Linked DNA regions of Homo sapiens: region 2 is linked to region 1. Evidence: read pairs that join two places in POLR2A ChIA-PET (ENCODE). Cell type or tissue: endothelial cell of umbilical vein. All regions are shown on one strand. Each heading gives the region's core, and the rest is flanking DNA. Links, peaks and the distances in the headings are about the cores only. Region 1 overlaps ERC1 (ELKS/RAB6-interacting/CAST family member 1). Region 2 overlaps ERC1 (ELKS/RAB6-interacting/CAST family member 1).

What was found. Peaks named below come from ENCODE experiments on the same cell type or tissue, not always from the same donor. Only the 100,000 strongest peaks of a DNase experiment are listed, where the experiment ranks them.
Region 2: POLR2A ChIA-PET joins it to region 1 with 5 read pairs; 2 of 35 experiments call an interaction of 5 or more read pairs at or near these places.

Annotation. Positions count from the first base shown.
Region 1 is chr12:1,177,408-1,193,417 of GRCh38, reverse strand. ERC1 (ELKS/RAB6-interacting/CAST family member 1) reads right to left here. Exons shown (of 19, transcript NM_178040.4): 9 at 12,741-12,878; 10 at 11,353-11,493; 11 at 9,997-10,137; 12 at 3,366-3,559. Among named protein-coding and RNA genes, the nearest start is that of ERC1, 190 kb to the right of the region's middle. In endothelial cell of umbilical vein, for the core only: no CTCF peak of the experiment used is centred there; a DNase peak (open chromatin) is centred at 8,827; H3K27ac peaks cover 2,232 bases.
Region 2 is chr12:1,263,455-1,279,464 of GRCh38, reverse strand. All of the region lies in intron 14 of ERC1 (ELKS/RAB6-interacting/CAST family member 1), which reads right to left. Among named protein-coding and RNA genes, the nearest start is that of LINC00942, 230 kb to the left of the region's middle. RefSeq lists a silencer at 10,195-10,395. In endothelial cell of umbilical vein, for the core only: no CTCF peak of the experiment used is centred there; no DNase peak of the experiment used is centred there.

The sequences.
Region 1 (16,010 bases), core at 7,604-10,103:
GCTTCTCACTGAATTCCAACTAATATGCACCACAGTATGGAACATGAATTTAGAAGTACTACTTCTTAAGATTTAATTGGGGAAAATATTTTATATTTATAGATGTATTAATGGGCTTATCCAATCTTCTTTTTAAAATTGCAGTGGGTCAAGAGAGTAGGACAACACTAAATCATCTTCTGACAAGAACTCTTATTTTCTGTAACAGCCAACATGGGAAGGACCTATTTATTTATTTCTTTAGATCACAAAGAACAGGCCTGGGAATCCTTCATAATACAATCTGAACCATTTAATATTGGAGATCCTTTTATAAGAAGCACTATAAAATGCAAAGAATACTAAGGATTTTCTTGAGTTCAATTATTGTAACAGTCTCCTTTCATTTTTGCACTTAGTGGGTTGCTGAACACCCTTAAGAAATTAATTCTACATGCTGAATCTACAGTGTGGCACTACAGTTACATTAGTTGAGGAACTATTTAAAGAGTAAAACAAAGACTAAAGCAATCACAACTAGCAATATCAGAAGTTTACCAGAACGAACACAGACTGATTATATCAAAAAGTAGGGTACCTAAAGAGGTACAGTTCAACTTGACATATAATCAGCTGTTCTTTAACTCTGATCAAGCAAAATTCCAAACAAGCCCCAGCAGTAGCAAAAGCAGCAGTAGCAATTCACTCTAGTATAAGACTGTAACCTTACTTAATGCTCACTTTCCCAGGAAGTCCCAAACAAAACCCCCTGATGGTACAGGGACAGAAACCTGGCATGAAGGGTACAATTTGCACGAGACTGGCTTTCTGAGAAACAGCCATGGCCAAGGGGCAGAAGGAGCATATACATATAAACACACAGACGCCAAAAACCCCAATGGAACAGGACCATGGTAAGACAAAAAGAAAAATGAAGAATCTCAAATGATAAACTATAGGGAGACAGACACAGGCATAGGAAATAGTGGAATGGCAACATAGGAAGCAAATGATTAGTAAGAAACACAGCAGCCACACATATGCAAACGAGTACTAAATCTGGGAACAAGAGGTATAACATAATCCCAACTGTCTTTGACAAAGAATGCACTGATTATCTCCTAAAATAAGCAGAGCTCAGTTTATAAAAATGGCATTCAAGGGCATAAGTGAAACTAAAATCTACCTTAGTTTGTAAGCAAGTCATAATACTAAATATAACCACTTCTACTTAAGACATTGGGTCCAAATGGGGTAAAAGAATAAATCACCTAAGGGTAAGGAGTCTTCAAATAACAGTTGCCAGGAAGTCCAAAAGGAACATAACTAGCCTTGGCAGAACAGAAAGAAAATTGATCTGGAATTTACAAACCACATTCTACTAGCTCTGGCTCAACCACCACGTCACTTCAGCAATGACTTCTCTGGGCCTCAGTTTCCTCTTCCATAAAATGCCATGCTCGATCACTTTCACAAATTCCATGATTCTACTGTTTATTCAGCATCTTAAACTATGTTACCAAGTAGCAAACTACAAACCTGGTAGCAAAAGCTGAGTTATGAAAGCTGTTCCTTTTTTTTTTTTTTCCAGTAGCCAAGAAACTGTGCTGAATCCTAAAACGAAATTATAATGCAATAGGGCCAGAGGACAGAACTCTACAGTGCTTTTTCCAACTTTTATAAGAGTTACATTCTGTGGAAAGAGTAGATCATTTACAACTCTTTCTCAAAATGTGAGAAATACAGTGGCTAATAAAAGCTGCTATTTGGTGTGCTTTGGATATCAAGTACAGACTTAGTCCTATTTCTTACTCTCCTTCAGTTCACATCCATCTCCCAAAATCAATATTGGTGACAAAAATGAGTCAAAAACATTTTCAAGCAAGCTGCCTGAAATAGCAAGCAATAATTTCAAATGTAGATTTCTAATAAGAAATCAAACCATAAAATAAAACTTATTCAAGGAATTTCTTTTCTGAAATATATTTAGTGGGAAGTCACTAATCAATCAAAAGCACCGCATTTTTGTATCTATGCAGTACTGTTGCAGATTTCAAGCCTTTCCAAAAGCAAAGAGAGGCATGTATTCACGTAAGCACGTAATGGGTGAGGGGGTATATACACATGTGTACATGTGTGTGTTGTGGGGAAGGGTGCAGTGCAAAAATGAAGACATAAAAAATGTACATAATCTAATCTTGAGGCTATGGTAATTTTAAAATTCTGACTTAAAGAATTTTATCCATATATCTTATTCAGAACTGAACAAAATGAGTAGAGTTAATACCAAAATAAGAGGAAATAAGTGAGCAGGTAATCAGCCCGTGTTATTTACACTTTCAGTACAGTGAAGGAGAACTGTGAAGGTTAGACTTTATAGTTTTGGTTTCTTGAAAATTAAAATTCTATGACTATAGAATAGGAAAAAATAATACCTTCAGAGGACAGTATCAAGTCTACCACTAACCCCAAAACTTTAAAACTTAGTAAAAAATTTATGGAAGTACTCTAATACTTCTCAGCCTTCAAGATCATAAAAAAAAAAAAATTATTCTTAAGGATCAGTCCTCAAAAGGCCAAGTAGATTAGTGACCCCTTTCTGTCACTGTCAGTCTTTCTGGCTGTTCAGAATACAGGTAATTAACAAAGTTCTACCGGCAGAGTTGTTTCTGCACAGTTTTACATTTATGTTAAATATGTGGTGTAAAAGAAGAGGTCAAGAGGCACATGCTTGACCTTTAGCATAAAATAATAAGAAAACACACCAAAAAAATTATAGGAGACCTGTCTGCCTAGATCTGTTCAAACACAGAATATTTTGAAGAATTCCAAGTCAGAGACAGCTTCATAAAAAAACATATCCGTGGCTCCTAAATTGTCCTCAAAGTGTCTCTCCTCCTAATTTTGATCTAATGCACTGAAGTAACAGCGTGCTTTTCAACAATAAAAACTGTGAAAAGTCTAAAAATTTATAGCCCAACAGAGCATTAGCTCAACAACAAAGGTCTAAACTAGTGATAAAAGATTAACTCCTTTGCTTGAGGATCATTTGATCATTATATAGAGAAATTAAAAAGTAGACATTTGTCCTCTCTTGATTTGCCAGTAAAAAAAACTTTAATTTTAAATTAATGAATACTCTCTTTTTTGCCAATCAATTATGTTACAGCCCATAGCTTCCCAATTTATTCCCATTCTATGTTGCCTTTCAGACACCTCAACAAAGAACGTACAACTGACCTAGAAAAAAGGCAGCTAATACAGTAATAGCAAGAATTCGAGAACCTAAATTCAGAGTTAGATACACTGAAAAAGTATGTCCCCAAAAGCATACTTTTAAAACCATACTTTAACCTCATAAGCCCCAATCAGCTTCACTTTCTTACCTTTCCAACTCAGCTATCTTCTTATCTTTGTCATTCTTCTCATTTTCCACCTCCTTCAAGATTTCTAAGAGTCGATCAACTTCTGCCTGGGCCTTGCTAGATTCATCTTTGTACCTGGTGATCTCTCTCTCCAAGTGCTGTATTCGGTCACTCATCTCTGGACTGGCTCTGGCTTCCAATGCTGCCTCATGTGCCTACAAAGAAAAGCATTTCAATCCTATCAGATACACACAGGTGGCAATGGGCAAACCATGTCCCAAACAATGATTTATATTCCAATTTAAGTACAGAATTATCAAATATCTACCAGTTAGTTTGTAATTTATAAGGTTTTTATCTGCTTAAGTATTATATAGACAAATATTAGTAATAAATGGAGAATTATCTTAGGTTCCAAGTAGATTAGTTGTTTTAAATAACACATCTCTGAATATTATTAAATCAAACACCATCATAAGGCAAAAGATGCTTCAGAGTTTAGTGAGACAAACTAACAGTCATTGAACTGTTGTTATTGATCTCTCCAAGAGAATATCAAAAGGCAACACCAGGGACTCACTGCTGATCGTATAGCCGGACCAGTGCAGAGACCTAACTCCCACTAGACCCTAACTTCCATTTCCATTTCCTATATGCTGCTTTACCTAACACGTGTGACTCACATGGCCTTGGGCATCTAGAATCAAACAGATACTGGGAGTGTGATGCCATAAAAATGTGAGTCAGGTTAAGAAAACAGCTGCTACCATCACACAGGTACCTCCCTCATGCAAGGATTAGAGAATTTACAAAATAATATGGGACAAACAAATGAATTCAGAAATCGAGAACCACACTTAAGGATGGGCTCAGTGGCTTGAGCCTGTAATCCCAGCACTATAGGAGGCCCAAGCAGGGGGACTGCTTGCAGCCATAAGTTGAAGACCAGCCTGGGCAACACAGCAAGGCCCCATCTCTATTGGAAAAAAAAATTGTTTAAGAAAAATTTTTTTGAAAGAACCACACTAAGATCTGAGAAAAAAATTTTTATTCAGGATCCTACAAAAGTCAACTAATATTGTTAATGCATTTTGGAATACAAAACAGTTTCAATAATTAAAAACTAATTTTCAAGTCCCTAGCTGTCTTCTGGAATCTCTAAAGCCATGTATGTATAATGTGTTTAATGAGAAGACAAAAGCTTAGACGTTTTATTTTTTCTTATTCAATAGACAACAGAATATATTTAGTCCCTTAAAATGGTTTGAAAAAATATTAAAGGAGAAAATATATATTCTTAGGAAATATTTCAGAAAGCTCTGAAGCAAAGTACCTTGAGTAAATGAGAAATGTTTATATAATTGTATTAAACGCTTGGTGAAAGTAACAGCTATACTTTTAAGATAAGTCCTTTCCCAAGTTCATTTGTTTAAGGCTTCACATGTGTAGAAAAAAATCTTTTATGTCTTAAATATAGGCTTCCCTAACCCTTAACCTTGATACACATATGAAGTATATTTTAAGAAACAAAAATCATATAAGTTTGGAAGGTAAGATGAGAGCACTGTTCTGCACTGAATGTTGTCCAATGTCTAAAATCAGTTGTTTCACGTGGTTTCCCAGTTTTTGAGTTGTTAATTGTAGGAGGGAAATTCCTGTAGCAGTCAATCCTTCATGGGCAGGAGAAGGCTATAAATATATCTAATAGAAAAGGAGAGAGGGAAGAAGACCATAAGGAGTACCAAGATCAGGAGATATTTCAATAGAAAGCTGATCATATTACACATAAAGAGAGGGGACAACAAAGGCGAAGAGATTGAAGATGCAAACAAAAGCAGAAGTAACTGAGAAAATTCTTAGTATCTACGAAGAAAGAAGGTGACGAAATAGGCAATAGGAGGCAGCTTGATGTAGGGGCACAAAAGATGATTGTGTAAACAAAAGTGAAGGCCAGCTGGCATTTAACGTCACTGAGATAATTCTGATTTCTAATAATTTATTATAAATTATTTATTATAACTCCACAAATATAAATATAACTACTGCATATCAGCATTCTGGGCCTTCATACACGCTGGTGAGTCCTTACTTTGAGGTCTCAGCTTAGAAAGTGTCGCTTTTGTTAGGAGGTTCTCCATGACCTTGACCTAAGTTAGTTCTCCTTGATATAAGCTTCCCTCACACCATGTGATTTACTACAATTACCTTTTTAAGTGTCTATCTTCTTAATAGAGGCTATAAATTATATAAGTCAAGGGACAGGTCTGTCTTGTCCACCACTATATATCCTCAGTGCACAGTGTGGTAACTGACAGAGTAAAAACTCAATTATTTGTAGAAAAAATGAATATGCAAAAGCAGTGTGCTAGTTTCCATTTGATTTAAAACAGCCCATAGGCCTAAACGGTAGGAAAAGAAAAATGATTGGGAAGAAGAGAAATTAATCAGTAATTAAATATAAGTGCAAGATTAAATGTAGCTGGAATATTATTAAGAATATCAAATGAGGCCAGGTGCAGTGGTTCACGTCTCTAATCCCAGCACTTTGGGAGGCTAAGCTGGGAGAATTCCTTGAGCCCAGGAGTTCAAGACCTGCCAGGGAAACACAATGGGACCTCGCCTCTACAAAAAAAAATAAAATAATAATGATAAAGATAATAAAAGAATACTAAATGACAATCTTTAAAGACAAAATAAATCAAGCTAGGAAAAAAAAAATCAAAGATACTATAAACCTTCCCTTCCCTTATGACAACAAATTCTGTATCAGAGTAGTTTACATCTAAATTCTTGCTGAGTTAATTTGTACTTTAAAATAAAATTCCAAGAATTTTAAACCCCTTAAAGACCTTTACAACTTTATAAATTATAATACAAACTCAAAAAAAGGCATATTTTTCAAATCAGTGTTATAAACATCCCTTTAAAAGGGATTTCTAAGCCAGGTGCAGTGACTGGCTCACGCCTGTCACCCCATCACTTTGGGAGGCCGAGGTGGGTGGATCACCTGAGGCAAGGAGTTTAAGACCAGCCTGGCCAACATGGCAAAACCCCATCTCCACTAAGAGTACAAAAATTAGCCAGGGGTGGTGGTGCACACCTGTAATCCCAGCTACTTGGGAGGCTGTGGCACAAGAATTGCTTGAACCTGGGAGGTAGAGGCTGCAGTGAGTCGAGATTGTGCCACTGCACTCCAGCCTGGGCAACAGAGTGAGACTCTGTCACAAAAAAATAAATGAAGATAAAATGGATTTCTAAATTGTGGAATATGACATTTAATTCAAGATGTAAGCATTTCTTCTGTCCATAGTCACTTATCATGGTATCAATATGAAAGGTATTTTCTGGATGAAGGTGTTTAATTTCATGCCTTCATTTTCTTCTCCCCTTTCTTACCCATTAAGTTCTAACTATACGTTAACCTATGCTTTAAAAATGCAGATACTCCATACACCTTGCTTTTAGAATGTGAAAAGGTCAAGAACATTCAGAAGCAAAAGCTGCAAACTTTAGTGAAATAACAGTATTTGTATAAAATATCACCTTTGGACAAGAGAGGCTGACGTAACAGTGAATAATCCTCCTTAAAATACTGAGTTAAAGGTTAAGCTCTCCATCCACAGGCCTTGTTCTACTGAAAAACACCTACCTTTAACATTATTAAAACCTCAGTACTCATACACTGGAGGCAAAGATTTTGTTCCTTTGTATTTCATACATGTCATAGTAAAACACGTAAGATTACAAAACCATGCAGATAATCATATTCCCATAGAAATCAACATTTTCACCACATAACCTATTTAATGAGAGAGTAAAGACTAACACACGTTTTTTTCCTTATTCAATAAGCAACAAAACATATTTAGTCCCTTAAAATGGTTTCAAAAAATATTAAAGGGGAAAACACACATACTTAGGAAAGCTCTGATTCAAAGTACTTTGAGCAAAAGAGAAACATTTATGTAAATTTTGTTAAATGCTTTGTGGAAGCAATAGAGGTACTTTCGAGATTAAGTCCTCTACCAATTTCTTTTGTTTCAGGTTTCATCAGTTGTCAAAATTCAGTTACTAAGCATGGCCTTTACAAAAGACTCTATTGGCAGAAACATATTTTAATGTGTTAGCGAAACTGTACCCTAAACTGGTGTGGCTAAAAGCCACAACATGGTGGAAATAAAAGCAAAGAGAAGCAGTCCTGAATGAATTAACTCACTAGGAACAAAACAAGGTAAAAGCAGCAGAAATGCAAACAGTTTCCAAAGTCTCAGGAAAAATTTTGGTCTTAGAGAAGCCTTTCTATTTTGTAGTCACCTCAATATAAATTAAAAAAAAAAAAAAACAACCTAGAGTTCCTATTTCGGGAAGGGAGAGGTGAGAAGGTTAAGTATATTCATTTATCTATAGGGTGATAAAAATGTCATTCACACAAAAGTCAGAAAAGAAACTATCAACTGGGACTTTCTGGCAACACTTGGCTAGGTCACTCACTGGCTTGGATGAGTGGCTCCACACTATTCCAGGATGCCAAAGACAGTAAGAAGCATCAGGGAGAAAAGAAAGAAAGAAAAGTACAGAAAATGGTTTTAAGAGTAAGATAATCAAGGGAAACAAAATTAACGGTTTAAAAAAATGGTGAAAAAAAAACCTTCAATAAAAAAATCAGAGTATAGAAATAAATATTTCACTCTACAAGGGAAAAAAAAAAGCATTAAGCATTTTTAAAATTCTGATAACTCAAGGCTGAGCATAGTGGCCTTGCTCCCAGCAGTTTGGGAGGCCATGGCAGAAGGATCTCTTGAGGCAGGGGTTTGAGACCAGCCTAGGCAACATGGCAAGACCCCTCTATTTAAAAAAAAACAAAAGGCCAGGTGTGGTGGCTCATGCCTGTAATCCCAGCACTTTGGGAGGCTGAGGCGGGTGGATCATGAGGTCAGGAGTTTGAGACCAGCCTGGTCAAAATAGTGAAACCCCATCTCTACTAAAAATACAAAAATTAGCCGGGCACAGCGGCATGCGCCTATAAACCCAGCTACTCTGGAGGCTGAGGCAGGAGAATCACCTGAGACCGGGAGGCGGAGGTTGCAGTGAGCCGAGGTTGTGCCACTGCACTCCAACCTGGGCGACAGAGTGAGACTCTGTCTCAAAATTAACTTAGCCAGGTGTTGTGGCATGGGTCTGTAGTCCCAGCTCTTCAAGAGGATGAGGCAGGAAGATCACTTATACCTAGAAGTTTGAAGTCACAGTAAACTATGATTACGCCACTGCACTCCAGCCTGGACGACAGAGCAAGACCCTGTCTCTAAAAAACAAAGAAAAAAAGACAAAAAAATCTGATATCTCAAAAGTTGAGTTTCAATCCTTTCCTCAATAAATTCTGAGGATATTATCTCATGCTGAAGACATGGAATGCCAATATTCAGATACAGGATATACATTCTTAAGCTATAAATAGGTCAAAAATGACTCCAATTATCATTACCTCAAGACCAGTCATTTCCTACTCCAAACAAAACAGAGAAGAAATCTACTTTTAAAATTTCAATGATAAGCACAGGCTTTTGAAAAAATGTAAATTAGAACACTAATAATACAGTAATAGTTTCCAAGAAGAAAATACGCCAAATAGTCCTTCATGTAAATCTACACATAAGCTATAAACCAAAAAATAGACCCTAATGTAGAAGGTGAAGATAATAAAATTCTAGGCCCAATAAGTTGCTAAGAGAAATTAAAAATATAACAAATAAAAAAAACTTTCTGACAATATGTGCCCTGTCTTTAAAAAAAAAGCTAGGAAATTAACATTCTCCAAAATGAGATAAAATCTGAAACAGGATATTTAACAATTATTCTGAGTCTCAGACCTTACTACATATGTTAAATTAGAAAATATGCTCCCACTTATTCTTTTTTTTTTCTTTTTTTTTTTTTTTGTGAGATGGAGTCTTGCTCTGTCGCCCAGGCTGGAGTGCAGTGGCACGATCTTGGCTCAATGCAACCTCTGCCTCCTGGGTTCAAGTGATTCTCCTGCCTCAGCCTCCTGAGTAGCTAGGATTACAGGCCTGCGCCACCAAGCCTGGCTAATTTTTTTGTGTTTTTAGTAGAGATGGGGTTTCGCCATGTTGGTCAAGCTGGTCTCGAACTCCTGACCTCGTCATCTGCCCGCCTCGGCCTCCCAAAGTGCTGGGATTACAGGCATGAGCCACCGTTTTTTCTTTTTTTAAGAGATGGGGTCTCACTCTGTGGCACAGGCTGGTGTCCAACTCCTGATCAAGTAATCCTCCCACCTCAACCTCCCAAGGAGCTGGAATTACAGGCATGAGTTACCACACCTGGCAGAAGTCTGATTCTAATGGGAGAAAAATATCAGGTAACAGAGATTTTTACACTCTGGTCTCATATTTTACCCACAAGAGAGTTGCATATTTTAATCTTTCTCTGAACTGTCAATTTTTAAAGATTTGGGGATTATCTTGAATAAAATAAAGTAGGATAAGAATGCTAAGATAATTAATTCAGATATACATGGTATTTTAAAGTTTGGCGGATTATTATTCCATTGGTAAATTATTCCATATAAACATGCTAAGGTTATCTACTATGTTCTTATTTAAGGCAAAGCAAAAAAATGTGAAATTTTTTCTTTAACCTTTTTCAATTGTGATTCCATTTTCAGACACTCCTCCTTCTTCTGCTCCAAAGCAATCTCTAGTGTCTTAAGCCGTGAGTCCTTTTTCAGTCCTGAGGATGCCAGAGAAGAAGCATGCTCTTTCAGATCCAAAAGTGAAGCCTAAAAGAAGGAACACACATCTAGAATAAATAATTTTAAAAAAAATAGAGGTTTAAATTTTTAAATTTATCATGGTAGCTGTAATTTCCTTTCTATTACCAAATGCTGACATACTCCCATTACAAGGAAACTCATTCATGAAATATAAAACAATATTAGCTCTAGCTTTCAACTCTTAACAAATAAGATGGATTCTCAAGAAATACCCATTGAACAGTGATGTAAAGAGTTCTGTCAATACAAAATAAACCAAAGTAGATCAAGCTTTGTGAATGTAAGTAGTCAAACCTCAGTAGCTACGTTAACTTAAACAGAAAACATTTTTCGGCCAGATACCTGTAAACCCAGCATTTTGGGAGGCTGAGACAGGGGGATCACTTGAGGCCAGGAGTTCAAGACCAGCCTGGGCAACATAGCAAGACCCTGTCTTCACAAAAAAAAATTTTTTTAACTTAGCTGGGCATGGTAGTGCACACGTATAGTCCTAGCTACATGGAAGACTGAAATAGGAAGATCCCTTGGGCCCAGGAGTTCAAGACTGCAGTGAGCTATGATAATGCCACTGCACTCCAGCCTGGGCAACAGAGTGAGACACAGTCTCTTAAAAGAAAAAAAAAAAATCACATTTTTCCCTATTAAAAGAAAAATTCTATTAGGAATTTAAACTTCCATAACATTGCCTAAAGATATTAGAAAGAAAATCCACAGAAAGATGCTAAAGCTCATGCATTATCATCATCTGATTACATAGCATGAGGCATCTTTGCTATTTAGGTCATATTAACAGGATTCTCCAAAAACAAGACCAAAGTATATTAAGTCACCTAATTTAATAGCTGTTGTGTTCTTTGATAGTTGCTATACATAAAATTTCCTCCTTTTGCATATTCCTTTTATCTGTCAACTTTCTTATCTTTAGCACACTATTTCTCCAAATGTATCTGAGCTTCAGTTACTTTAGGTCTATAAAAATATTAGTAAGTAAAAAACCAACATAAAACAAAGTGAGTAATACTTAGAAAATGAATGAACCAATCCGCTATGTCTCTGCAAAGCTTTCTGAAATATTCCTTAAGGTATTCAACAAAAGCCTGCTAAAAGAATATTAAGAAAATTTTCCATCGAATACTTTTTTATATGCATTATGTAAACACCAACATACAGACACATGCAATGATTAAGCAAACAAACTAATTCCATTTTGGGGAGCTTAACCTCTTTCTCTGAAAGGTCGCCTTGCAACAGGCTGACTTTTTCCTTCAAGTCTTTAAGATCTTTTTTGTAGTTATCAATTTCCTCTTGCTTCTCTCGCTCATCTCTGTCCCTCTGCTCCTTTAAGCGTTCAATTGTCCGCTCCTGATGAGAGAATATATCAACATGTGAAGAAATTCCCTTTTGCACTTATATGACTGTAATTCTGCTTTTAGCAGAATTTCAAACTTCTATATTCAAAAGACAATGGTAAGTTTTTAAAGAATCCACTTTTTTTTTTTTTTTGAGACAGAGTTTCGCTCTTGTTGCCTAGGCTCGAGTGTAATGGCGTGATCTCGGCTCACCATAACCTCTGCCTCTCGGGTTCAAGCGATTCTCCTGCCTCAGCCTCCCAAGTAGCATGCCACCACGCCTGGCTAATTTTGTATTTTTAGTAGAGACAGGGTTTCTCCACGTTGGTCAGGCTGGTCTTGAACTCCTGACCTCAGATGATCCACCCGCCTCGGCCTCCCAAAGTGCTAAGACTACAGGTGTGAGTCATTGTGCCTGGCCAGAATACATTTTTTAAATAATTCATCCTTCTTATTCATCTTGCCATAACAAGGATGTAGGTTTATTCATTTGAATCCCAAGGTTTCTTTTCTTATAATCTCAACTAGTATTTGATATCACTAAAGTATTCTTTTGCAATATTTCCATTTATTCAATTTCCAGGTAACTAAAAGCTTATATATACACCCTAAGGACAATAACTAACAAATATTTCTTCTCTATATATTATTCACATGTTGCCCACAAGGCAATGGAAACAACTCACAACTCACACACCAAAAAAGGGGGGAATGGGAAAGATTTTGATATATTGAGCTTAAAATATAAAGGAAGGTAAAGAAAAGAGAAATCATCAAAACTTTCTGTCAACAGATACTCAAGAAGTTTGAAAATCAGAGCAATTTGGCCAGGTGCAGGGGCTCATGCCTGTAATCCCAACACTTTGGGAGGCCGAGGTGGGTGGATCACTTGAGGTCAGGAGTTCAAAACCAGTCTGGCCAACATGGCAAAACCCCGTCTCTACAAAAAATACAAAAAATTACTTGGGCATGGTGGCTCATGCTTGTAATCTCAGCTACTCGGGAGGCTGAGGCAGGAGAATCGCTTGAACCTGGGAGGTGGAATTTAGTGAGACAAGATCACGCCACTGCACTCCAGCCTGGGCACAGAGTGAGACTCCATCTAAAAAAAATGTTTCCCTTCACACTACGTATGTCAGCAATAGCACACAGCAGCTCTTTTCCCTTGTGCCCACAGGGATTTCTTTTGTATTCTATATCCAGTCTTAGATTAATGAGAAAGCAGAAAACGTGTGTGGAGAGTTGGGGCCAGCCACTCACTTTCTCTGCAAGGGCCTCCTCCAAAGTTGTCAAGGCAGTGTCAGTGTTGGTGGTGTCAGCCTGCAAGGATTTGACCCGTTCTTTCAAGCTGCTCATCTGCTTTTCCTTGTCTCTAAGCTGCTCTTGAAGATTTTCAATCTAAATGTACATAAATATTTAAGGGAAAAGAGAGGACATGTATAAAAAAACAATAGCACAATCAAAATCATTTCAATTTGAAAACAGATAGCTCAGGGTTGTCTGTGTGTGTGCATTCTGTAGAAATCATTTAATCCTAAGAGTTTCAGAATTACATGCAAAACCTTAAATTTGTAGGCAAATTAAATTTGTAGGAACTTGTAGGCAAAACAAAAAAAAGTACACATGTGTATGCGCGCGCGCACACGCGTGCGCGCACACACACACACACACACACACACACACATCCCTAACAAAATAAGAAAAGTAGCTAGCAGAAAAGATCCAGTATAGAGATGGCCATGTAGAGAGGAAAGCCATGAGGACTAGGATTACTTCTAAAATGACATTGTAAATGCCAAGAGGGATTTCTTCACAAAGAATAAAGGGAGGACAGAGGATAGAGCAGCTAAACAGTGAAAAAGACAAATCAGCTATATAAAGAAAAGACTGTGTTCTTAAAGGCTAGTGTTAGGTTAGTTTTACACCATCTTTTATCTAAGCAGCAAACATTTTCTTAGCCATTCATTCATACATACTTATATGCATTCATTTACTTATATCATCTTTTATCTAAGCAGCAAACATTTTTGTGGCCATTCATTCATATACACTTACATGCATTCATTTACTCAAAAAACGTTTGTTGAATTCTGTATTACATGCCAGACACTATGGATATGAAGAAAAATGAGGCCGGGCGCGGTGGCTCACGCCTGTAATCCCAGCACTTTGGGAGGCCGAGGCGGGCAGATCACGAGGTCAGGAGATCAAGACCATCCCAGCTAAAACGGTGAAACCCCGTCTCTACTAAAAATACAAAAAATTAGCCGGGCGTAGTGGCGGGCGCCTGTAGTCCCAGCTACTTGGGAGGCTGAGGCAGGAGAATGGCGTGAACCCGGGAGGCGGAGCCTGCAGTGAGCCGAGATCCCGCCACTGCACTCCAGCCTGGGCGACAGAGCGAGACTCCGTCTCAAAAAAAAAAAAAAAAAAAAAAAAAGAAAAATGAATAGACTCATTTTTATTCTACCATGAGATGGTAAGAAAATGCATCATTATACAGCTGAAGCCAAGCTATAAAACAGTTTGTGTGCCAACCTAAGGAGCACAGATTTTATTATAGAGAGATGGAAGCCCTTAGAGATTTTTAAGCACAGAAGTGGTCTGGCCAGTTCTGTACTTTAAATAAATAACAGTACCAGTGTTGGCAGTGTCAGCATGCAAGGATCTGATCTTTCAATGAAAACTTAAGAGGACTCGCATATAGACATGGAAAACCATTAGAGTTTGTATCAGTTCAGGTAAGATGATGGGGACTCAACATACTATGAGATAACACTGTGGAAATAGCATGTTATCACTCAAGTACAGCAAGCGGCATGTTATCACTCAAGTACAAGGAGACTCAAGTACAATAAAAATTATTATTCAAGTATAATTAAAAAATCAAGCAAACTATGAGGAAATTCTAAGGAGCTATCCTTAATAAGCTAAAGGAAAATTATAAATAAACCAACTACTCACAAAGTTTATTCATTCACTATATACACAGGAGTTCAAATTCCCACCATAGATCAGGCACTTTTCCAGTTGCTGAGGAAACAGAGTAATGAAAACAGACCAAATCCCTGCCTTCATGGAGCTTACATTCTAGTAAGGTAGACAAATGAATGATGGAGGGAGGGAATGAGTGACTGAACAAATGAATGAATCAACATAGTGTAGGGCAGAGATAAGTTCTATGGAGAGAAATGAAGCAGGAGAATATAATCACCATCTCCTCTTGAGCTGATACTAGAACTACCTGATTTTTCTACGTGGTTTTCAAAATGCAAGATAAACATTATCTCCTCTAGGAACAGTCTGTTGCCCTCACCCCCAAGAGAAAAACCTGATCATTGTCTGTACCCCAGTAATGATACATATACATGTATATATTATGTATAAATACACACTCCTCCATTCTTCCATGTATCTATATATTGATCACATATCTCCATTCCTCTATCTATCAATCATTATAGCACTGATTAGTGTATGAAACCATATGTAATCTTTGTTTTATACATGTCTCAAGTAGACATGGATCCTGCCCCTCCAGCTGTTTTGTACCTTCCTATACAGTACATCTCAGATCATAGTAAACATTAATCAATAAATGAATAAAATATAAGTTTGGACTTCCATAAACTATATTCAGGGATTCACAAAAACTCCTGCCAATAACGGAATTACAAAACAATCCTGGATCCAATTGTCAGGTAGTTTCTTACATTAATAAATTTAGTACAAGCTCTTTAAGGTACCTCTCTAGAGTCAAGAAGAACTCGACAGGCAGAACAAAAAAGCTAAGAAAGAGATTTGGTAAGTTTAGAATAGGGTATGTGAATATGCTGAAGCTTACATTTTCACTTGTTAACAAAGAGATAATCGTATGGGTGAACCACTGAATTGCCCAGTAAGAGACCAAAGCCTATTGTAAGAACTGAGTTCATCCGAGATGGAAAGCATTAGTCTTCCCTTGATTTAATCAGACACTACTATTGAAATCTCATACGGATCAACACTTAGGTCAACTCATAACCAGTAAAGAGAATTTTGCCACTCAAAAATTCAGTACTCCATATACGGGTATACCTGGATTTCTTACGCTTTGCTTTATTGCTCTTCACAGATACGGGTTTTTTACTAACTGAAGGTTTGTGGGAACCCTGCGTCGAGCAAGTCTATCGGCACTACTTTCCAAGAGCTTTCTAACTTGGTGTCTCTGTCACATTTTGGTAATTCCTGCAACATTTCTTTTTCACTATTATTGTATCAGTTACAGTGATCCGTGATCAGTGATCTCTGATGATACTATTGTAATTTATCTGGGGTGCCATGAACTCTGCCCGTATGAGATGGTGAACTTAAGAAATGTTGCATGTGTTCTGACTGTTCCACTGATCAATCATTCCCTCTTCTCTCTCCCTCTGTGTCAGCCTTCCTATTCCTTGAAACACAACTACATTGAAATTAGGCCAATTCATAACCCAACAATGGCCTCTAAATAGTCAGGGAGAAGGAAAAGTTGCACATCTCTCACTTTTAGTC
Region 2 (16,010 bases), core at 6,964-9,463, 87 kb before region 1:
CTTCCAGGACAGTAATATCATGTACTACTTTGTCAAAAAAATTTTCTGGAGGTTTTTCTAGAGGAAGAAACTAAGATAACAACAACAAAAAAAGACAAATCCAAATGCATTACTTGAAGAGCGACTACTCATGTTTCTAGAGAATTTTTTGGTCATACTATGTCATGGGGTTATTTCCTGGGGGCTTCAGTTCTGCTTCAGAATTTCTTTAGTAGTTATCTACTGACCCCATCTGGTAAAATTATAGAGGAAGTTACAGTCGTTAAAGCTTCTGTCAACTCGATTTCTAAAAATTTTATGTAAAGAGATATTTTAAGAGAAATAAGAAAATAGGAGATCAGGGCAAATGAATCTAAAGATCTTTAGCTTTATCTTCCTATACACATAGGATGAGAGAGAAAACATACAATTAGGAAAAGGTCATGCCATTCACTTAGAAGGATTTTAAATTCCAACTAATTTACACTCCAAGTTCATGTTGAGTATAAAATCTCCACTTTTTTTTTACTGTTATATTATTTATAAAGTTTTCTGCTTTCTTTTTCAAGTATACTAAACATTACTCCATCTTTTAGGGCTATCCGTATTCTAAAAGAAAGAGTTCATGTTGCTGCCTTTTCCCTTGATTGTTAGCACTCTGACCTTTTATTAAGGGTTCTATTAAAACTCTAAGGCTTTTTTTATTGTTTAAGATAAACACAAGGTAATTATTTTAAAATTGTATTCAGCAGAAAGGGATGAATATAACTTTAAATATAGTACAAGGTAGCTTCAAACTTTAAGTACAGAGTTACTAAAAGTGGAGAAATGTCCGTTTTAACCATGAAATTTAATCTTATGATTAAAGATTTGTGTTGTTTTCTAATCTATCAATATTCAGAATCTGATTCCATTAAAAGGGCTAAAAATTACACGAAGAAATGGAAGGTTTTAAAAACACACTGAGTTTCATTTTCTTCCCTACTATTTCCAGATTTTTTAAGGTGGCTACAACAATACTATGAAATTTCAACTCTTTTTTTGGACATTCATTCTCTGAGACATTGAGTTTTTAAACCTCCTGTCATTAGAACATATCTGGGTAATTTCCATTAATAAATGGATCAAAATGCAGAGTGCTGGGTTGCCATTACTAGAGACTTTATCATTCCTCTAACTTAAGTCATTTCATACATCTTTCAAAGATCAAAAGAAGGAGAAGTCTAAACATGGAGATTTCTGGTAGGGCAGGGTACAGCCATTTAACAACTTCTTTCAACAAGCCAGAGATGGCAGAATTCTCTTTGAAGTGGCAGCCCTGTTGGCTTTTGAAGTCCCTTGTCAATTGCAGAATGGCTGTGGTGGGGTTTGTTTTGTAACCAGCTGTCACCATGAAGGCAGACATGACGTATTTCCAGCAGTCTCACTTCAGGGTCTGTCAAGTGACTGATTTCATAACCAGCCACCATAACAAAGGGGATTCAAACTCCTTGACAGCAGAGCGAGAGTCTACAGTGAAACCTACGAGGTTCCTCTTGACAGAATTTGATTGAAAGACTGAACTGATTACACAACGGCAAAGAGAAGATGATCGTGAACTGTCATATCTCTTAGGTACCTGAAACATTAAAAATATACTTTCTATATGCTTATCAATATCATGTTCCATAATAACATCTTACATTTTAAAAATGAAGTATCTTTGAACAACAGTATCTACAATCTGTGCATTGACCAAACATGATGAACTTCTGCAGAAACCAGTAAACTGCTTTACAAGCACCGTTTATGTTACCAACGTAACACTCTATTTTTTTTGTAAGACAGAATGATTCTACATAGTTCTGAATAACGTTTGTATCTGTAACACTTTTGGACTGCTTAGCTACTCATTTCAAGAATGTCTCACAGAAATCAGTTAAGACTTATAAGAGCAAGCAAAGAAAATGAATTTAGGATATGTTAAGAAGAGATTTCTGTAAACTATTAAATGTAACCCATTACAGCACTATATGAAATGAATCAGTCTTAATAATATTATGAACCTATTTCCAAGTCCGGGAAAGATGAGGCAAATCTTGAAAAACCTAATGTCAAATTTACCAGTGATGATCAGAAGCATCAGTCCCACTAAAAGGAAATAAAGTAGGATCAAAAAGATTTTCAAATGATTCTAATCAGTTTATACCTGCTCTGCAGAATGTTTTGAATTATTACATGTTTTCATAAACATGGTGGCCTGGTACTTCCGAGTGGAAGGCTCACTGCTACATAAGACTTTCAGCTAGTTCCCACTAGCTAAGAGGTCAACAACAGTGGGCCTACAATTTTGCACATTCACTTTTTGAGACATATAAGCCCTCTGTTTTGCCACTGAAGGACAGGTCAGGGATAATAATGATTTCTAAATTGTATTTTTCCACTCTGGCTACCATTCTTTAAAATCAAGCACAAAAATGTAAATAACTTTCACATAAATATCTATTCTAATTCTTTAAATCTACAATTCTGACACCTTTAAGTTCTTCTGTTCAGATGAAAAAGTAGTTTATCAAATCCAGTGGAAACGCAATTGCAACAAAGAAAACATTTCAAAACACTGTTTAGATAAGTATAAAAATATGATAAAATTACCATTAAATCCTAAATTGTTTAGTAAGTACAGTGATGCTGCAAACATTAAGTCAGGACAAAATTTCATTTATTCGCTCATAATTTAATTACTTAGTAAATATTCATTGAATGCCATTGTGTACCAGGTGCAATGGTAGACGCTGAGGATACAACAGTAAATAAGACACAGCTCCTGCCCTCAAGGAGCTTTCATTCTAGGAGACAAAATGGAGACAGTCTCTTAAAGCAATAGGTAGTAAATACGTAATAATAATGCAGTGTTATTAAAAAAAAAAAACAGGACTAAGTACAAGTGCAGTTGAAAAACATGAGAGGCTGGGCACAGTGGCTCACGCCAGTAATCCCAGCATTTGGGAGGCTGAGGTGGGCAGATCACCTGAGGTCAGGAGTTCGAGACCAGCCTGGTCAACATAGCGAAACCCCGTCTCTACTAAAAATAACAAAAAATTAGCTGGGCATGGTGGCGGGCGCCTGTAATCCCAGCTACTTGGGAGGCTGAGGCAGGGATAATTGCTTGAACCTGGGAGGCGGAGGTTGCAGTGAGCCGAGATCACGCCACTGCACTCCAGCCTGGGCAACAGAGAGAGACTCCATCTCAAAAAAAAAAAAAGAAAAAGAAAAAGAAAAACAAAAACATGAGAGAGACATGTAACTCAGACTTGGAAGGTCAGAAAAGGTTTTATGGAAGAAGTAGGATTTTTCCAGACAAGGGAATAAGGTAAGGTTGAAGAGATTGCTTCACTCAGAAGGAACATGTAGTTTAAGACATGTAAGCCCTTCTTTACTCTTCTGAAAAAGGACCCAACAAGAACTGGCACTTGTTTTCGACCTAGAAAACATTACATATATCTGAGAATCTGTTGTTTAACAACTGAATAATATTATAAAGAAAGAATGTACCAGAGTGACTGGCAGACAGTAGGTAATCAGTAAGTGTCAGTAAATCTACAAGAATTGTAGTTTGTATTAAGAATAAAAGGTACTCTGCCTTCTGACACAAGTGGAAGCCTGAGACCCTCACCAGAAGCAGATGCGGGCATCATGCTCCTTGTACAGTTTGTAGAACCATGGCCAAATAAACTCCTTTTCTTTATAAATTACCCAGCCTTAGGTAATTCCTTTATAGCAACACTAAATGGAATAAGACAACCATCCACTTAAAGATCCTCGTGATAAGAAGCGTAGAAATCAACCTTGCCACTTCCCTCTCCTCTCCCTCATCATCAACATGCAATTGACCAGCAAATCTTGCTGAGTTTATCTCCAAATAGACCTCTCCATCTCCTTTGCCATCACCCTACATGTCCTTGGATTATATGTTTTCCTAACATGTCCTCAGCCCTTTCTACCCTTACTCTCCTATTTATTCTTCATATAATTGCTGGAATACTCTATTTTTGAGATGGCGCAATCTGGACTCACTGCAACCTCTGCCTCCTGGGCTCAAGTGATTCTCCTGCCTCAGCCTCCTGAGTAGCTGGGACTACAGGCGTGCACCACCACGCCCAGCTAAATTTGGTATTTTTAGTAGAGACAAGGTTTCACCATGTTGGCCAGGCTGGTCTCAAACTCCTGACCTCAGGTGATCGACCTGCCTCAGCCTCCCAAAGTGCTGGCATTACAGGTATGAGCCACTGTGCCCAGCCTGGAATACTCTTTTTAAAACAGGAAATAAGTCTTACCGCTCTTCTGCTTAAAATTACTTAAAAGATAACCACTGTGGTTGAGATAAAACCTAAAATCATTAACATGACTATCCTATATATTCTGGTTTCTGCCTACCTCTCCAGTTTCATGCCACACCATCCATTCATTCACTCATTTATTCAATCACTCACCTACTATCCATAGAGCTACCGGCTCACTTTGACTTAGTACACTCCACGAACTCTGGTTTTCTTTTGATTTCCGAACTATGCCAAACTATTTCCATCATTAGGGTCTCCACACACGTGGTTCCTGCTGAAGTAAACTACCTGCCATTCTTAATTTCACTAATTCCTACTTACTTTTCATTTTCATTTCTCAATTTAAGTATCAATGTGTTAAGAGATGCCCTCCAGCTAGGCACGGTGGCTCATGCCTGTAATCCTAGCACCTTGGGAGGTCAAGGTGTGCGGATCACAAGTTCAGAAGTTCGAGACCAGCCTGAAAAACATGCTGGAATCCCATCTCTACTAAAAATACAAACATTAGCCGGGTGTGGTGATGCATGCCTGTAATCCCAGCTACCTGGGAGGCTGAAGCAGAAGAATTGCTTGAACCTGGGAGATGGAGGTTGCAGCAAGCCAAGACCGCACCACTGCACTCCAGCCTGGGCAACAGAGCAAGACTCTGTCTCAATAAATAAATAAATAAATAAATAAATAAAATAAAATAAAATAAAATAGACGAGATGCTTTCCCTGACCATTCACTCTAAATAAGGTCCCCTGTTACACACTTTTATAAAATACTATACTTTTTTTATTTGCATGGATCAAATTTTAAAGTATATGTTTATTTCTGTGATCAATCTCCCCTACTAACATATAAGCTCCATGAGGAAAAGGACCATACTCATTTGGTTCAGTAAAGTATTCTCAGTTTCTAGCACATAGGAGGATCTAGATAAACAATGAATGAACAGCGAAATGAATGGATGATACATAAACTTTTAACAATGCTGGGGTGGCATGTTCTCACTATGGACATCTAATGTAGATGACTCTCATTTCTGTAACTATTCCACTCCTTTTTCCTCCACTAATTCCATCACTCACGTCATAACTTTAAGCATCTACATGATGCTACCACACGAATGTGGAAGAAAACACTCACATGCAATTATAATATCCCTTGAAAGTGATCTAGTCTTCCACCATTATTTCTTAAAGGAAAAATTACTTTTGACAAACATGGTTTTATGTCACAAATGTTTTTCCAAAAACAAAAATTTAAAAAATGACCAACTATATCAGAAAATGCTTGTATTTGAATATCCTAGTGTCACAACTCTGTCAGGCTTAGGAGGAAAAACTAACTAGTATCTACTAACTATGTATATGTAGATAGATAGATATCCATGTATCTATCTGTCTGTCCATCTGACTGACCGACCATCCATCCATCCATCCACCCACCCATCTGTCCAACATACTATAGAGTTGAACTGTCCAATATAGTAGCCACTAGGCAGATATGGCCATTAAAATTTACTTAAAATTAAATAAAAGCAAAATATCAGTTTTTCAGGTGCTCTAGCCAAATTTTAAGTGTTCAACAGAAACGTGGCTAGAGGCTACCATCTTGGTAGAACAGACATAAAACATTACCACTGTTTTAGCAAGTTCTATTTGACAGTGCTGCTATAAAGACTACAGAGGTTTCAGAAGCCAATAAGCACTTGTGAAGAAAAATGTATACTTATAATATTCACTTTATGCCAAAAAAGTAACTTTTGTTTAGATTTCAAGTCCTTCTAATATTGAATAGTATTTAGAAACCGTATCTGACCACTACGAGTGAGCATTGCTACTAAGAAGATGATTTGTTTTCTAGGTATTTGCAGTACATAGGAAATGCATGTGTGACTGTTTAAGAGAAAAAAGTCATAAATTTAAACAAATGTTTCAAATTCCAATTTAAGATTACAAAGACTAAACCCTTAAAATATTTTTACGGTTTTAAAATTTCCGTATCTTCCTGCTTCTAGGAATAACATCTAAGGATAACGTTCTAAAACCAATGCTTAGTTTCAAATAATGCTAAGAAAGTATTTTTCCCCTCCCTCCCTTCCTTCTGGAAACTATAGAACATCTGGCTTAGTAAAACTGAAAGACAGCATTAGAACTGGATTTTATAGCATATATTTCTAGCAGTTTACTAAAGCTACTCAAGGTTTTTTTTTTTTTTTTTTTTTTTTTTAGACGGAGTCTCACTCTATCACTGAGGCTAGAGTGCAGTGGCATGATCTCAGCTCACTGCAACCTCTGCTGCCCGGGTTCAAGCAATTCTCCTGCTTCAGCCTCCCAAGTAGCTGGGATTATGGGCACCTAGCACTGCGCCCAGCTAATTTTTGTATTTTTAGTAGAGATGGGGCTTCACCATCTTGGCCAGGCTGGTCTTGAACTCTTGACCTCGTCATCCACCTGCCTCAGCCTCCCAAAGTGCTGGGATTACAGGTATAAGCCACAGCGCCCGGCCTACTCAAACTCTTTTTATGAGAAGACCATGGATGTAAAATAGGAAATAATGTACAGATTAAGAACCTGTATTGATCTAAGACAGACTCTCAGAGAATAAATAATCTGGTGATAAGAATAATGTCCATCTGATCAACATATTAGGTGACTGTGTTATTCTCAGTTGATGCAAATCTACAACTTCTAGAATATGAGACCAGATTGGGGAGAGGACAAGAATTTCCTTGAGTCACAGTATTAACACTTGACATATGTAAATTAGAATTTAACAGTAAGTTTGTCACTGCTGGTGCTGAATCAACCAGACAGGGTCTATAAATACGACATTTCTCTGGGGCCTTCAGCCAACCAGTGAGAGCAGTGCCTCCCCTTGGAACCACAGAGGGCAGTGGTGGTGACAACAGAAGTACCAATAGTGGTAGATGTTTACTATGGCTTTACCACGTGTCAGAATCTGTTAAAGGTGCTTTATACAGATACCATCTCTTTAATGTGGCAGATGTAGTAACTATTTCTTTTACAGCTCGGGGAACTGACCCACAAGTAACTTGCCCAAGGTCATAATTTCTAAGTGATGGGAGCCTAATTCCAACCAAGGTTTCTAACTCCAGAGTCCACCTTCTTCGCCATTATGGAATACAGCTTCCCTAAGGTTCTGGAACGACCTTTTGAACTGGAAAGCCACAGTGTAAAAATTTCTGTACCTAACCTATCACTTCTGCCTCTCTCAGACTCGACTTCCCTCACATTCAGTAAGCCTACTTTCAGCTTTGTAAGATTACAAAGAAGTCCTCTCAGATGAGATGAGCAAGCCTGGGGGAAAAACTGGTTGGAAGGTGAGAATCAAAAGATTGAACTTAGTTTCTGGTTGAGATATCAAGGAAATATTGGTGTAAAGATATGAAATGGGTTGTTGTCTATTTCATAACTTTGGATCTCAGAAGAGAAAACTTGGCTAAAAATATAAATTGTGCACGCATACAGTGCCAGCTATGTGGAAAGGTAGCTTGAGCCCAGGAGTTCGAGGCCATAGTGTGCTATAATCATGCCTGTAAATAGCTACTACAGTCCAGCCTGAACAACATATCGAGAACTCATCTCTAAATCAATAATAAAAATATCTGATAACAATTCTAAAACTGACGATAATGTAGCTAACATTTCTTTAATACCATGTCTTGCTTCTTATCCTCAAATTTTTCCCTCAGGCTTTCTCATCTCAAAAAATTATACCACTATTCTCCCAGTTGGCCAACCAGAAATCCAATGGCCATCTTTGTTTTCTCTTCTATCCTTTATCCATACATGTAATTCACCAAATCCTTTTAGCTCTATTTCCAAAAGACGTTTTAAATCTATCTATTTCTCTTTATCTCCACTGTCACTGTGGAATCTCTTCAGCTATTGCCTGATCTGCCCAACCTCTTGCATAGACCAAAAGTCTCTCTACACATTTTTGCTTCTATACCTCCTAAAAGAGTTTATACAACTATGATTTTTAAAATGTATCTTTTTATACTTCTTTTTTTCTGCTCACAAACATACTGAGACAGAATGATTTTAACTTGATATATAAATGTTTTACGTCGAAAATTTAAAGAGTTGCAAAGATCTAATTTCTTGGGTATTAAAGACTGTTTTTTAAAAAAGCATCACTTTTTTAAAGAAAAGGAAGTATCCAATAAAATACAAATACCATACTTGATATCCATCATCATCTATTCAAAAACCGTTAAGGACAAATTATTATTTACATTTTCCTTTTTCTCTTTGACCTTGTTTCCATTCTACTTCTCCTTAGAATTTTATACTAATGTAATTTACTTTGTGCTAGATGGCTTGCACAGATCCTGTCTTGTACTTTTCTCAATAAAAATATTTATATAAATTTAAATTTGATATTTTAATATTTTCCTGTGGTCATAACCCTTAAGAATTCTTGTGCACTGAGTTATGATTAGAATCACTAGTTATATAGTATCAATCAAAACCAATAGATATATTAAATATTATAAGAAAATTATTATTAAACATGAATACATTTTAATTAAAATGTATCTTATTAAACATATTATCTTAATGAGATTAATGGGACTTTTATACTTTTATTAGTTTAGATACCCCTTGTTAATATTACTATTAATAGAAAGATAAAGGTTCAGACCGGGCACAGTGGCTCACGCCTGTAATCCCAGCACTTTGGGAGGCAGAGGCGGGTGGGTCACCTGAGGTCAGGATTGAGACCAGCCTGGCCAACATGACGAAACCTCGTCTCTAATAAAAATGCAAAAAAATTAGCCAGGCGTGGTGGTGGGCACCTTTAGTCCCAGCTACTTGGGAGGCTGAGGCCCAAGAATCGCTTGAACCCGGGAGGTGGAGGTTGCAGTGAGCCAAGATCCCACCGCTGCACTCCAGTGTGGGTGAAGAAGTGAGACTCCATCTCAAAAAAAAAGGAAGATAAGGGTTCAGCATCAATTCTATCGGTATGTTTCACTTCTATAGATGTAAGCACTAAGAAACCTTCATCATATAAATGGATAGGAATGGAAGGAGTTTTGTTGTAGCAATATAACTCAACTCTTTGCATTCCTTCAGAATTACATACCCCAAACCAGATAGTAACGTGTCATCGAAAATTATTTATCATAATCTACCAACTGGCAACTTAATTAGGTTTTATTTCAATTCTGTTGAAAACAACCTGACGGACTCATCCATTATCTTAACACCAATATGCTGAATTGTCCCTTTGTTAACATTCCAAAGTTTTTTCACCTCTGAGGAATAGAGGATAGTAAGAGTCAGGAGAGTTGTCAAGTGAGGGGTGCAGAACCGTGAAGGGGAAAATGAAAAAGGAGAATCTGCACACCTTAGGTGCCTTTTGAGCAGATCAATTTCAGGGATACGTATGTTTAGAGGCTGAGAGCCTGTGCCCATGTGCCTTTTGGGAAAGTGTTCATGCACTTTCAGGTGTGTGCATACCTCAGTTAGAAGACATCCAGCCTAGGCTACTTTAATAGTCCATCTGATCCTCCCGCTTTCAATCTTACCCCCCTCTAATTCATCCTCCACCCAACACCCAGAATGATCTTTTAAAAACATCAATCAGATGATGTCACGCCCTCTTTAAAACTCTTTAATGGCTTCCATTCCTCTTATGGAATGGCCTTATATAAAAGGCCCTGCATAGCTTGCACTGTTCTTGCCCGCCAGTCATATTAGTCTTCCTTAGACACGTTCAGCTCTTCTCCACCTTATTACCATTATGATTGCTGCTTCTGTCCCACTTGTCACATGGTAAGCTTCTTAGCCTTCAAGGCCCAGGACAAAGCCGCTTTCACAGAGGACCCTCTCTGAGCACTTAATCTAAAATAGCTGCTAACCCTCCAACTTTCAAGAAATTATTGTGTATTTCTGAAAACCTGTTCCTTTGTCATAACTAGCAATTAAATGTTATCTGTTGGGTTAGTGTCTGTGTCCCTATCTGAACTGTAAGGTCTCAGGCATGAAATTACAGCTACTTTGTTTATCAGTATGTATTGTCCAGGACTACAACAGCACCCACTGAATAAGTTATAAAGATCTGTTGAATGAATAAATGAGCAAGTAAACTAATAATAACTATTGTTCTTTGTTCAAAGGTTCTCTACTTCCTTGAACATAAGCTTGAACATGCTTCATTCAGCATGATCTGACTGTGCACACCTGTACAAAGGATCTCCCTTACTCTCTCATCTTTTTCTCTTCTTTACATAGTTCTTGCCATTCCTATTTACACTCAACTGTAGCTACTAACCACAACTTGGTTTCCTAGACGCTTCTAGCTTTCACTTCTGCTCCCTCTACATGGAACATGTTGAACATCTTCCATTTCTTTGCCTAGTTCTTTCTTTCTTTCTTTTTTATATGGAGTCTCGCTCTGTCGCCCAGGCTGGAGTGCAGTGGCACGATCTCAGCTCACTGCAAACTCTGCCTCCCAGATTCACGCCATTCTCCTGCCTCAGCCTCCCGAGTAGCTGTGACTACAGGTACCCGCCACCACACCTGGCTAATTTTTTAATTCACACATAGAATCTCCTCCGGGAAGCCTTCTGCAGACCTCCCAAATCTGGATTTCAGGCTTGCCCCTCTTCCTCTGTTCCTAAAGCTCTGTATTAAGACCTCTACCATGGTAGTTGTCAAACAGAACCATAATTGTAAGTTCATCCTTCAGTCTTTCCCAATAAACTACAAGCTTCTTGAAGACAGAGGCTGTATCTATTACCTTTTCATTTTCAGTGCTTAATGTGGCATTTGGAAAAGCACAAGATTTTTTTAAATGTTAGCAGGGAAAAAGGTACAAGTGAAAGTATAATTTTATTTTCAGAGCAACACTGCCATTTAATAAACAATGAGGGAAATATAACTTAATATTCAGACCAGTAAAGAATTATGTTTATAAAAGTAAAGAATAAATTGCTAAAAGTAAAAAAGGCAATAAGAAAGACGAAGGAATACAATTATAGTTCTATTAGTGTACATTATCTTCTACAGACATACCCCTCTACCAGTTTTGCTTCTGTAGTGGCAACTGTTCATTCTGAAAATGAACTTGGGTATTCTGGTGATAACTGTTGCATAAATGACAGAGGAGATTTTCAGCCAATGAAGAACTTTATACATTAACAACAACAAAAAAATATGTAATCCTTAAAAATGCTCATTAATGTATCATTACCTAGCAAACCACAGATATAATCCTATAACCTTGAACATCAAGAATTTATACTTTATAAGCCAAATAATGTCAAAATGGCAATTTGAAAAAATATTACTGTTTATCACTGAATATCACTGTTAAAAATGGGGCTTTTAAAAGAACAACCAAATTCATATGTGCAAATATGTTGTTATTATTATTATTTTTAAAGACAGGGTCTCACTCTGTTGCCCAGACTGGGATGCAGTGGTACAATCATGGCTCACTGCAGCCTCAAACTCCTAGGCTCAGGTGATCCTCTCACCTCAGTCCCTCAAGTAGCTGGGAATATAGGCATACCCCCTCATGCCCGGCTAATTAATTTTTATTTTCTTGTAGAGACGAGGCCTCGCATTGTCGTACAGGTTGGTCTCTAACTCTTGGCTTCAAGCAATCCTCCAGCGTCTGCCTCCCAAAGTGCTGGGATCACAGGCATGAGCCACTGTATCCCGGCCCAGTGAAGATATTTAAATCACTCTTTTAAAATGTTAAAATTCAAAAATTTAAATTTCATAACATCATAGCTGAACTAAGCATACTGCTCCTTAGCCCCTGGCAATTCTGAGACTTGTTTAGGAGACCTTGTTTAAGAAAAGTGACACTCACATTCAATAAAGCACAAAACCCACCAAAAGTTAAACAGAGAAAGCTTCCAGAAATAGAATCCCCACGTGGAAAGGGACAAAGCAAAAGTAAAGGAGCTGTTGGGTTCTCCCCTGTGGGGATCATTCACTTCCATCTTCCAATTTGCTCACACAGGTTAGGGGGCACCTTCCTTCATTAGGTCATTACACAACTTCTCTAAATTTCTAGCATGGGCTCAGCGTGGGGCAGCATGTATTAGGAATAAATAAACTGTAAGGGGATCCCGTGAGAATAAAGAAAAGGCATCAAGAGATGTTTTCTTATGGGAGTTCTTCCTTGCTCGAACTTTGGAAGGTTCTACATCTTATTTTAATAAGAGCTATGGCTCCCATACAATTTTACTTTGCTCTTGGAGGAATTAAGAGATGTAGATATCCTACCTTTATCAGAAAAAGTCATTCTTTCCCAGAAGCTAAATTTAAGTGAGAAACAGGTAACTTTTGAATCTGAGAAAGATAATGTTCCTAAACAAAAAAGCCTCATTTAAGGCATTTCAAAAGAACATTTGTAGATTATCTCAGTACATATAATTAACGTACATAAGTAAAATTAATAGTAGAGCTAAAAGACAGGAAAAGATGGGCCAGGCACGGTGACTTACACCTGTAATCCCAGCACTTTCAGAGGCCGAGGCGGGCGGATCACTTGAGGTCAGGAGTTCGAGACCAGCCTGGCCAACATGGTGAAACCCCGTCTCTACTAAAAATACAAAAATTAGCTGGGCGTGGTGGCACATGCTTGTAGCCCCAGCTACTTGGGAGGCTGAGGCAGGAGAATGGCTTGAACCCTGGAGGCAGAGGTTGCAGTGAGCTGAGATCATGCCATTACACTCCAGCCCGGGCGACAGAGCAAGACTCCATCTCAAAAAAAAAAAAAAAAAAAAAAAAAAAAAAAGACAGGAAACGATAAAAATAATAATAAAAAATGGGAGAGGAGAGGACAGTAGATGAAGGTTGTAAGGCTTCAGAAGTATAAACATAAAAGCAATTTCTTCATACCTTGAACCACTTAAAGTTCAAATAACTGGTCTCATGCAATATTTCACGCAACAGCTTCAGATAGGCAGTGAGTAGCAGAAAGGTGGACAAGAAAACAGAAAAGGAAAAAAGCATACAATTAAAAGCAAAATACATACAGCCACTTTGGGAGACTGTTTGGCAGCTTTTTCCAAAACTCCTACCATATGATCTTACCACAGAATCCAGCAATCACACTCACAGTTATTTACCCAAATGAGCTGAAAACTTATATCCACACCAAAGTCTGCATGTGAATGTTTACAGCAGCTTTGTTCCTAAGTGCCAAAAACTGAATGGTACCAAGACGTCCTTCAACAGCTGAAGGAATGAACAAACTGCGGCATATCCATACAATGGAATATCATTCAGAGATAAAGAGAAATGAGCTATCAAGCCACAAAAAGAAGAACCTTAAATGCAGATGCTGAGTGAAAGAAGCCAATCTGAACATGCTACATACTATATGACTCCAACTACCAATAAAGAAAACGGCAAAACTACAGAGGCAGTAAAAAGATCACGGACTGGGGAGACGGGGAAGGAATAAATCGGTGGGGCATGATACTTTAAGGGCAGTGCAACTACTCTGTATAATACTGTAATGGCAGATGCATGTCATTATACATTTGGCAAAACTCACGGGACTGTGCGTCACGAAAAGTGAACCCTCAACTATGGACCACACAGTTAATAACAATGTATTAAAACTGGTTCATTAATTTTAACAAATACTACACTGGCGCAACATGTTAATAATAGGGGAAACTGAGGCAGAGAAAGGCGTAAATGGAAGCTCTTTGCACTTTCTGCTCAATTTTTCTGCAAACCTAAAAACTGCGAAGTCTATTAACCATAAATAAAACATACCCCTAAAGCATATTATAATCAGTTCACACAATAGCCTCAAAAAGGAAAATACATAACAGAAGTCTGTATCCCATAATGACATGATTATTAATTGCCAAAATCTCTGCATGATCTCTGATGTTTAATACTTGTCAATAAATAATGAGGCCAAAGCAGAAGAAAAATCTTTCTTTGAAAAATAAAGGAGAGAATATAAAAAGGGTAAAATCAAGATTAAAGGAAATTACTCTCCACCCTTGGGTGACACAATGGCTGTCACCATCCCTTCTCTGAAGCTCTCCACTAACCAAGCTCTATGTGACTGTGCATTAGGAATGTATTTGAAGAAAGAGTAGACAAGGTATTTATCTAGGAACAGGGCACTGAAAGGCACTCATTCTGCAAAAAGTTCATTCTCTCTCAGCTTTGCCAATGAGGTTGGTCTTTTTTTCTATACTTGACACAAAAGAAACCATATCTTTCTATCTCACACAGCTATGAAGGGACTCCCTGGGGCACATACTATGTCTGCCTTGGAAACATACCCTTCTTTACTATAGCTACCTTAACTCAAAATAACACCTTGGTCTGACCAAGGGGTTCCTAGAAAGATTCCTGCCACCCTCTCATTGAGTATTTTTTTCCTGTTTAACATTTATATTTCTCCCACAAAGAAATGGAAAGGAAACAACTACTGCAAAATTAAGTGTTATGAACCTCTGTGTCAGATAGATTTGAAATCTTTTTTTTTTTGTTTGAGACAGAGTCTCGCTCTGTCGCCCAGGCTGGAGTGCAGTGGTGCGATCTCGGCTCACTGCAAGCTCCGCCTCCCAGGTTCACGCCATTCTCCTGCCTCAGCCTCCCGAGTAGCTGGGACTACAGGCGCCCGCCACCACGCCCAGCTAATTTTTTGTATTTTTAGTAGAGACGGGGTTTCACCGTGTTAGCCAGGATGGTCTCGATCTCCTGACCTCAAGTGATCCGCCCGCCTCGGCCTCCCAAAGTGCTGGGATTACAGGCGTGAACCACCGCGCTCGGCCTAGGTTTGAAATCTTAAATCACATTCTCATAATGGGAGCTGGGATTATAACCTTCACTTGTTAAAACTATTTCTTCCATTCACTTTTCCCATCTGTAGTTATTCTTCCTAATGAAAAGTCAAAAGCAAGAGTCTGGAGATCTTAAAAGATGCAGGATATATGTAAAACAAGCATCACAAACTGCCACAGCAGAACTCTTCAGCAAGTCCCTCCGAGGCTGCTTATCTGGGACTCAAGTGCATGGTTTCTATGTCCTTCATACTCACTGTTAACCTTAACTTGTTACAACCTTAACTCTTCTCTTCAATGAGGCAGGGTATGAAATGAATAAAATATTAGCTATTTGAAATTAACGTTTTTCAGTCAGAAATGTTTGTATCTTTTTTTTTTTGGCCGGGCACAGTGGCTCACGCCTGTAATCCCAGCACTTTGGGAAGCCGGGGCAGGTGGATCACCTGAGGTCAGGAGTTCGAGACCAGCCTGGCCAACATGGTGAAACCCCAACTTTACTAAAAATACAAAAATTAGCTGGGCGTGCTGGCAGGCACCTGTAATCCCAGCTACTCGGGAGGTTGAGGCAGGAGAATCACTTGAACCCGGGAGGCAGAGGTTGCAGTGAGCTGAGATCACACCATCGCACTCCAGCCTGGGGGACAAGAGCAAGATTTTGTCTCAAAAAAATTAATAATAATAAAAGAAAAAAAAGAGAAACGTTCATGTTTTTTCTTTCCGTTTAAAAGCCAGGGTTGTGCCCAGTCTTGTAGCAGACAGACAAGCTCCATTTCATCTCGTCCAATACATTAGCACATGCTACATAAATATATATGGGATCAGACCTAAGTTATTAATGCAGGGACTTCTGTGTTAACATGAGTCAATTCTCATACAACTTTATTTCAATTCTTATTTAAGAAAGAGTAGACAAG